Linked DNA regions of Homo sapiens: region 2 is linked to region 1. Evidence: chromatin contacts called from ENCODE Hi-C or POLR2A ChIA-PET data. All regions are on one chromosome and are shown on one strand. Each heading gives the region's core, a stretch centred on a gene start or an enhancer-like site at or near the end of the contact. The rest is flanking DNA. Distances are from core to core; before and after follow the strand shown.

What was found. A loop is a pair of places that touch in the nucleus more often than their neighbours do. ChIA-PET counts read pairs that join two places held with the same protein, here RNA polymerase II (POLR2A). Pooled maps may share reads with other maps.
Region 2: a loop to region 1 is called in a pooled map, with 4 times the contacts of the local background. The contact joins the enhancer-like site here to the promoter of CAV1 in region 1. A Hi-C loop is called at or near these places in 6 of 37 single-sample maps with no recorded cell type and 4 of 50 pooled maps. POLR2A ChIA-PET finds 5 or more read pairs at or near these places in 2 of 52 experiments (MCF 10A and Panc1).

The regions. Positions count from the first base shown.
Region 1 is chr7:116,523,386-116,527,850 of GRCh38, forward strand. It overlaps CAV1 (caveolin 1), which reads left to right and starts at 1,651. Exons shown (of 3, transcript NM_001753.5): 1 at 1,651-1,707; 2 at 3,140-3,304. The coding sequence starts at 1,678. RefSeq lists an enhancer at 1-4 and silencers at 1-224, 2,633-3,022, 3,253-3,352.
Region 2 is chr7:116,629,396-116,634,233 of GRCh38, forward strand. The region is part of intron 2 of COMETT (cytosolic oncogenic antisense to MET transcript); the gene reads right to left. Among named protein-coding and RNA genes, the nearest start is that of MET, 40 kb to the right of the region's middle. RefSeq lists enhancers at 1,016-1,135, 4,044-4,838 and a silencer at 2,766-2,966. Within about 2 kb of position 1,661, at least 13 of the 41 ENCODE cell types and tissues checked have a DNase peak (open chromatin) inside an H3K27ac peak, as active enhancers do; they include Panc1, where a contact is called at or near this core.

The DNA.
Region 1 (4,465 bases), core at 401-2,900:
ACAAAGCCTACTCCCCAATAGTTATTTTTCTGCTCCTCTCCCTCCCCGACGCTCCACCCCTCAAGTGGGCCCCAGTGCCTGTTTTTTCCCTATTTGTTTCCATGAGTTCTCATCATTTAGCTCCCACTAATGTGGTATTTGGGAAAATCCAACTTTTGAAAGATCTTTAGTCTGCTAATCATGAATGGCCAACATAATTACAGGCATGCCAACATTTGTAACATTGTGACACTTTCCCTGCCATTCTTAGTTAAAACTGATCTTTTGTTCCAAAAATTTTTGCTACCAACAATAGCCTGTCCTTTATAGTTCTTTTATACTTTTGTGTCTTCTCTCTAACTAAATAATCAACTCTTTCAGCATTCCATCCATTTCCCTTTCTCCTCCCTCTTACTCCCAACCCACATTCCCCTCTCCATTTTAATTTTAACCTGTGCCCCTTCAAGTGTACTCCAGCTTTTTTTTTAAAATAATTTCAAGTGATACTTTGACTTTTGACTGCATATGGAAGCATAAGTAACATGTCCTTTCATTTTTGGATAATGAGTTTCCTGATTAATTACAGCTCAAGAGTAAAATGACTGATTACTATTTAATTCATTTTGTGCTTCTTTACAATAAAGTAAAGACAGAAGCCCCAGATTCAGGAACAGACAAAATACTTTAATCGCTATCACATTTTTTTTAAGTCTAGTCAATTAGAAAAGTCAAATCTTTCCTCACAGCCAAGCACATTAAAAAAAAATCTTCTCTGGTAATAAACTTGAAGCTTTAAATAATTCTACAATTATAAACATTTTGTGTATTTTGCAAATATGGCATAACCTGTTGGCATAAAATTCCATTGTTCCAGAAAATATCGGTAATAAAATTATAGAAAAGTTAAAGATCTTCATTTCTTATTTCGAAGCGTTTGGGAGACATTTCAGAAACGGATGGGAAATGTTAAATTCTGCATGCCTGCTTAAGTTTCCATCCACACCGACTAGATGTAAACGAGTGTCACCAAAAGTACACCACAGGCACCCACACAGATTCCTTCCATAAGGGATCCACAAAGTTTAGATGTGAAATGTACCTAAAGGTTCCTAGCCGTCTTTCATCCCTCCCTCTGTGAAACAGGGAGACACATGTGTTTTAAGGCAGAGATGGAACTTGGGCGATGGGCGGGGGGTGGGGGAGGTGGGAAGGGACGGCTTAGGACAGGGCAGGATTGTGGATTGTTTCTGCCGCCTTGGTTGCCCATACTGGGCATCTCTGCAGGCGCGTCGGCTCCCTCCACCCCTGCTGAGATGATGCACTGCGAAAACATTCGCTCTCCCCGGGACGCCTCTCGGTGGTTCAGAGCAGGGAAAATGTTGCCTCAGGTTTAAAATAATCTGCCCAAGCACCCCAGCGCGGGAGAAACGTTCTCACTCGCTCTCTGCTCGCTGCGGGCGCTCCCCGCCCTCTGCTGCCAGAACCTTGGGGATGTGCCTAGACCCGGCGCAGCACACGTCCGGGCCAACCGCGAGCAGAACAAACCTTTGGCGGGCGGCCAGGAGGCTCCCTCCCAGCCACCGCCCCCCTCCAGCGCCTTTTTTTCCCCCCATACAATACAAGATCTTCCTTCCTCAGTTCCCTTAAAGCACAGCCCAGGGAAACCTCCTCACAGTTTTCATCCAGCCACGGGCCAGCATGTCTGGGGGCAAATACGTAGACTCGGAGGTAGGCATCCGTGGGGGGGCGCCGGCTCGGGCGTGCGGGGAGTGTCCGCTTCTGCTATCTGCCTCTCCAAATATCCCGACTGCTGCCCTGGCCCCAGCCCTCTCTCCACTTCGGAGCACTCCTCTGGCGTTGGCACCGCTGAGGAATGGGCCTGGGCGGGGAGGTGAAGAGAAGCCAGGAATGTTTTATGTTTTCCTAATGGAGAGGGGGCCTAGGGAGCCCCTGAGCTAGGAGGACACGGAAAAGGGGATTGGGGTCCTGAGATTGGGTCTGTTGGGCCCAGGACGCGTTTTCTGGATGGGTCTAGGATGCTCCCTTGTCGCGGGACCCCCGCGGTCCGGCCCTGCCTGCTGGGGGTTCGAAGAGGTGGAGTGCAGGGTGGAGGTGTTATTTACCCGAGTCCTGGGGACAGTCCCCGGGACTCTCCGCCAGGCGCCCAGACCGGCAGGTCCCGCAGGCGGCGCGCGGTGTGTTTGCACTTTCCAAAGTTCTTGAACCATCTCAAGAACTCCTTCTGCATCTTGGCGTCTGGCAGGGGTGTTCCGAGAGAGGTAGACCTCCCCTCCCCAAACTGCCACCATCACTTCCAACGCCCTCCACGCGCTGGAGCTCTGCCCGGGTGTGGAAACCTCGTCTTCCAACACGTAGCTGCCCTTCAGCCACCCGCCCGCAGCCTGGGAGTGCCCTGAGGGTGGGTCGGGGGAGCTGCGCAGGTGAGACTGAGTTCTAGGACATTTAGGGGGTCTGGTGCCTGGCTCCGCCAAAAATGGGGACTTTCGGGATTGTGATCATCACGGCGGATTGAGCAGGGAGAGCCGTGGAGGGACAAGAGAGGGCCGAGGCAGGGTGGGGGGCGCGGGCAGGTGCGAGGGGGATGCGGCCAAGAAGCAGCGATAAAGGGAACATTCCACGGGTCGGGCGGCTGCTGTTGGATCTTAGATAAAGCTGGAAGGGATTACCGGGGCAGGGGTAATAGGGACCGGGGACGGGAACGCGAAACAGGTGAAGCGCTCAGGGCGAGAGCGACTCGGCTTAGGGAGTCCGGGAGAAGCCTGCGGCTGCCCCCTCGCCGCCGAGGTCCTGCGGGTCCTGCGGGTCCTGCGTGCTGAGCCGGGGCGTGCGCGGGCGGGGGCCTTCGGACCGCGCGGCGGGGCCTGCCCTGACCCCTGGCGGCGGGCGGGGGAGGCAGGCGCGCCCTGCAGAGTACAGAGGGGTGTGGTGTCCTCTGCGAGATCCTCTTAAAAAGCTGGCTACGCGCAGGCGGTTTCTGTGCACGGAGCCGTAGCTGTCGGAGCGGTTAGTTCGATTTCGAGCTCGAGGTTTCCCCCGCCGCCAGGCTGACTTCTCATCGCTTGTTTTTCTTTTTGCATTTTTCCTCCCACCGCCGTTGCCGCCCTCCCCGTCCTGGCCGTCCGCCCTCCGCCCTCTGCAGGGACATCTCTACACCGTTCCCATCCGGGAACAGGGCAACATCTACAAGCCCAACAACAAGGCCATGGCAGACGAGCTGAGCGAGAAGCAAGTGTACGACGCGCACACCAAGGAGATCGACCTGGTCAACCGCGACCCTAAACACCTCAACGATGACGTGGTCAAGGTAAGCCAAGGCGACCAACAGGGAAGGGCTGGGACAGCTCTCCTCTGGCAGTTAGCCCGTGCATCCTTCTTTAGCATTGCCGTGTACGCACACCCCACCCCGCCCCCTACACGCGCACACACACACACACACAGAGTTTTGTGGGTTTGATGTGTGGGAGCTCCCGCAGTCGGCAGAAACGTTACATCTCCCTTCCCCCATCTCCCCCCAATAGTTAGTTCAGCTGAAATTCAGCTAAAGTGAGTTTTGTAGAAGTTCCTATAACTACACTTTTATCCTAGCAAATGAGCCTATTGACCTCAGCAACAGACGGCCCATACTCCTTGGGACGGTGAGATGGTTCCTATCCATTCCCAGGTTGAAAGTCTAGTGACAGGTCCCCACTGCACGTGGCATTAAGACAGTCAGATAATTGTGTCAGGTCTTGTGCTGAGGATGAGTCAGAATACAAGATGGGCATGTTCCCCCAACTAAAACGATGGGAAGTGATTTTCTTAAAAATACTACAGTGGATGGAAATGCCTAGGACTAAAGACAAAGAAAATACGTACTTATTCATATACATATGAAAGTTACTTTAACTAGACTAACAAGTCACTTGTGCACAACTAAGCAAATTTACAAAACCAAAAACAATGTATGCCTCTTGGTTTCTTCTATCTATGGACACCTGCACTTAGATGTGGAAAGCTGCTTCTTTAGTAGCTACCTGGGTCAGCCTGCCCTGAGCTAATGGCACATTCAGGTTGGAGTTCCTTTTCATACTTTCAGGATGTGCTTGGTGAGATTAAAAATAATTGGACTGGGTTATTGGCCAGACTTAGATCTGACTCAGTGGTCAGTTTTAAATTATCATTGTTATTAGATTTTGACCCTTTTAGCCAATCTAGTGGGAGGAATTTATTGCCTAAACACATCTGGATTGGGATATCATGGGCTAGAGCCATCCTTGGCAAAGGGTTTTCTCTGAGAAATGGAGGGCTAAGGAAAAATCCTGGCTCAGGGACTGCAGTGTGAAGATCTACTCCTATACAACCCCCAGCAATCAATGAGGCGGATGAGCAATTTCCACCCACCACGCCTGCTATCTATGGATGGGAGGAGCTATAGTTCACAAACCGTTTACATTCATGAATAATATATTTCAAAAGGGGAAACAGT
Region 2 (4,838 bases), core at 411-2,910, 110 kb after region 1:
AGAAATCTCTTACTGTAGCCTCATGCCTTAGGAGAGAGGTCAACAGACTTTTTCTTTAAAGGGCCAGATGGTTAATATTTTAGACTTTGTGGACCAAGAAGCAAAATCAAGGATAGTACATAGACACTTACATAAAAAGAAAGAAAATATATTTTCACAACATTTTTATTGGTAAAATTCAAAATATAGTGATTATAACAATTCGGTACAATTCTTTTGGAATACAGGTCTACTAATGAAAAGAATGAAATTCACTTAATCAGGAGTTTAAAGTTACAGTTCTAACTGGGCCCAGTGGTTCACGCCTGTAGCCCCAGCACTTTGCAGGGCCAAGCTGGGTGGATGGCTTGAGCCCAGGAGTTTGAGACCAGCCTGAGAAACATGACAAAACCTTATCTCTATAAAAAATAGAAAAATTAGCTGGGTGTGGGAGCACACACCTACAGTCCCAGCTATTCTGGAGGCTGAGTTGGGAGGATCACCTGAGCACCAAGAGGTCAAGGCTACAGTGAGCCATGATCACACCATGGCAACAGCCTGGGTGACAGAGTGAAACCCTGTCTCAAAAAAAAAAAAAGTTAGAGTTCCCTATCATCAAATAAATTGCAAATATTTATTTGTAAAAATTATTCTTAGCTCATGGGCCATACAAAATAAGATGGCCAGATTTGACCTGAAGATCATAGTTTGATAACTAAGAGACTTCATAACCGTGCCATGAAAGGGTTAAAAGGCAGACGAAAGCAAAGACCAGCAACAGTAGAAACTGTAACTTACATTTTTTTCTGAAATATATTTATGTGCTTCTTTATTGCACACTTCATTTTACTTGACCTTCTCTTTGATTGGCCAAAGGTATCCATTTGCCTTGGGAGTAGATTAGAATTCTTAAGCAGAAATGAAAAGGGGGAGAAACAATCAATGTTTAGTGACTGACTACTAAAATAAAAATGTTCAGTTCCTAGTAAGACCAGAGTACTGAAGTCAAGCATAGCTGAGAGAGTTAAACTTTTTAAAAAATTATTTAAATTTCTCTCTATATCTAAAGAGCCAGATTTGACTGGCTGCTACCTTCGGTTTCACTCATATGAAGAGACAGGTTTCACTGACTGCTACCTTCAGTTTCACTTAGCCAAAGTGAATTCAAACTGTCTCCACAGGAGAGAAGAAACACTGTGTGTCATTGGGCATTATGTAAGTCACCTAAACCTCGGACTCTTTATCTGTAAAATGGGAATAATGATTCCTACTTCCTATGGTTATGTGATTAAAAGACCTAATGAATATAGAGCACTTTCCACAGTATATGCCAACAGTACTCAGTAAACCTTAGTGCTCTGACTGTAGTAGATAAACAGATCAAACAGTTCATCTTTATGTATGATGTAAAGAATATCCATTACATCTGAGGTAATCCACAAAATGAGTTTTTCCTTAAAGGCGTCTACTGTCTAATCATTCAGGGTCCATTTTCCATGCATTGCTTATGCAAAGCTTATTATCCTCTTCCTTCACAAGGTCCTCTTTTACCTGACTCCATGCTCACTGCCTCACCGTTACCACCTCTCCTAGACCTGAGCTTGCTCTGCCACAAAGCAGGTAGTGTCCACTCCGCCCACTTCTCTATACTCTTGGACTCAGCACTACCGCTTCTATGGGCTCTTCCAAGGTTCAGAAGCCAGGACGCCAGTGAGTCAGTTGCCAAGTCAGAGCCACAGGCTCAGCTGCTGTGACGCGCCCCTCCCCTTGCGTCATTAAACAGTCAGAAGACTACAGCACGTGTCCTTAGGGAAAAGAAGGCTCTCTTGAACCGGTGCAAGCCTCTCCCTTTTCCACCAGTCATTTCAGAGTCTCAAGCTTAAAAGTGTATTCTCCAGCAAAGAAAAGCTGTCCCATACTTAGAGCTCTCCTCCCAGTGAAGATCCAAAACAGACTATGAGCTTATTAATGGTCATTCTCATAGAATTGTAACATTCTAGAGCTGAACAAGGTTTAAAGGTAGTCTAATACAGCCCTTTCATTTTGTAAAAGAAGAAACCGGGGCCCAGAGAAGCTTTGGCTTGTCTGAGGTCACAGAGCCAGATGAGACCTGATTCTTAGTCCTGTATCTTTCCATTAGATCCTACTATTTTCTGTTTGATCTGGTGGTAAAAAGACAGGGTTGGATTACATCATGCATGCCCTTTAAATAATACAATCCAAGTAACTGCCATATTATAGGGACTATTGACAAAAGAAGGGAACACCCTCCTCCACTGAGATCTGCATATATTGCAATAAGCAAATGTCTTACATTTAACTTGATTATCTGAAAATTGAATTTACATAACTAGGAACACATGTGATATTATGATGGGACTAATGCACACCAAAAAGGATGACTTTTATCTACAAAATATACTCTTAGTATCCTGACTAGGGACAATGAAAAATTCAAGATGTTCAATTCTCACCCATCTGCGGTGTGTGTGTGTGTGTGTGTGTGTGTGTATATATATATGTGTGTGTGTGTGTGTGTGTGTGTGTGTGTGTATTTATCCTGACAGTATATGACAGATCAAAATTTTCAATTGGTGAAGTTTCCTATAAACAAGGAAAGACCTGGCCCTGTTATGAGTTTGCCCTTCAAGCTGGAACTCCAGCTGGGACTAAATCCAGTGCTGTGGGGCTCAGCAGTCGATGTTGTTGAGACTGAACACAGATTATAAGGACATTGCATTTATCTAGACTTTGGTTAAATATAAGGGTTACAATAAAAAGAAAGAATATATCATGTCAAATTTGGCCAAATCCATGTAAACTCTAACCTACTTAGCCTACTCAGCATACACATTCTGAACTGTAAACTATAAACATTAGTTGACTGATTAGTCCTCAATTTCACCATGGATTAAATAACAGAACACAGAGTTACTGTGAGACTTGTGGTAGAAAATCTTTAATTCATTCCCCACATATGTGCTAACATTTGATACAGCTTAGAATTTAAAAAAACATAAAAGAAGGCTATAAAGTAAAAGTTACAAAAAAGGGGGAGGAAAAGGAAAAGGAGACAGATGATTTTATCAGAAACTTGGAATGAGGCACTTGTCACAACTAAACACTGAATTTACCCTGGGCTTCCTGACCACAAATAGTAGTGATGAAACTAAGCTCCTCATTTTTATATATTTATAACCACATAGACAGCACTTTGTTTATCTCATTTAATCCCCCTGGTTTCACATATTTTGAAACCAAGGGAATCACATATGTAAAGAATTTTCTGAGTTGCATGGTTATAAGCCAAAACTGCCTAAACTAATGTAATGAAATTACATTATGGACTAATTGAAGGTCTACGATTACTTATCCAAAACTACTGGGAACAGAATTCAGAATTATTCAGGATTTTAAAATGTAATCAATTATATAGAACCTATGTTAAGTATCATATGTTACATATCATATTCAGATAATCTAGGGTAGTACCCTATAATCAGACAGATTACTATTTCTAAAATGAAATCTATAAGGGGTTACACTGGCTGGTGTAGGTGAAGTCTATAAATATCTTCACATAAGTTCACACTAGATTTGATTTTGCACCACTGGAATTTGTCACAAATTTATGAAAAAGTTTAATTTTCAGAGCTTTTTGGATGTAGGAATGGTAGATAAAGAGATTATGCTTATGTGCTCACACACATACAAACACTTGCACATACACAACAAATAACTATACATAAGCGGTGCAAGCTTGGCAGTTTTTCTTAATATCTGTTTGACCTGCAACAAATCATATGAATCTGGGCCATTTTCACACACATTAAAAATAGGAGTAAATGTGGAATTAACCAAAGATAAACTGTGACTAAATGTTGCAAACACTCTTCGAAGCACTCTCCATGAATGAGCATAGCCGGGAGGTTAGCAGACCTGAACGCCTTCACAGCTCTGCTGTTGACATTCCATGTGACCCCAGAAAAGTCACTTGGTTTCCCTGGTCCTCAGATTTCTCTCCTGTAAAATGAGGCCGTTGGAAGTGATGGTCTCTAAGGCCCTTTTCAGTTCCACAAGCTGTGCTTATAAAGTTTTTCATTTTATTCATGTCTATAGGTTTAATTTTTAAAAACAATACCCAATAATAAGGTTTCAAATTATCTCTTGGTCTAATGTGCCTGTTTTTACACAGTGTCAATCATCCTTGAGTCACTGAATCACAAGAGTTTTAGGCCAGTCATTTCCTTCACCGTTTCTAAATACTGTACCCTGTTTTACACACAAGCAACGTGAACAACGAAGCGTGATGGTAAAAACAGGACGCTCCGGCTCCCTTCAGCTGGACTTTGCAAACCTCTTTGTGTTATTTTACACGCCTTGATGTCCTAAAAATAAGAACAGAAAGTGCCGCAAGATTATTTCTCAACTCTGGAAATATTTGTGAGTAATTTTGCCAAACTTTATTAGTCAGAAATGCTAATTGAAAACTCCAGATGGCAGCATCACAGTCACCTTGCTTTGCTAATTTTCTTTGAAATCTTGCCCTCCTAAGAAAACACATTGAAAAGAAATCTCTTTGAAACATTATCTTCGGCATGGAAATTAGCTTCTCAAGGATTTTAAAGAGCAAACTCTTACTTGCGGCCTCTTTGTTCCATTCTTTTTTGTAAAGTCACTGTTTCAATTTATAAAAAATGAATTTTGGGATAGCCCAATGGTAGGATATAATAAGTTGAGATTTTATTTTTAAAAAAATACTTATCAGTTTTGAATCTTACTAAATTTTTGGAACTCAGGGGGCAATTACTGCATTTTCTAATGTCCTCCCAGAGCCAACTCAAGTTCAAAGTTTCCAA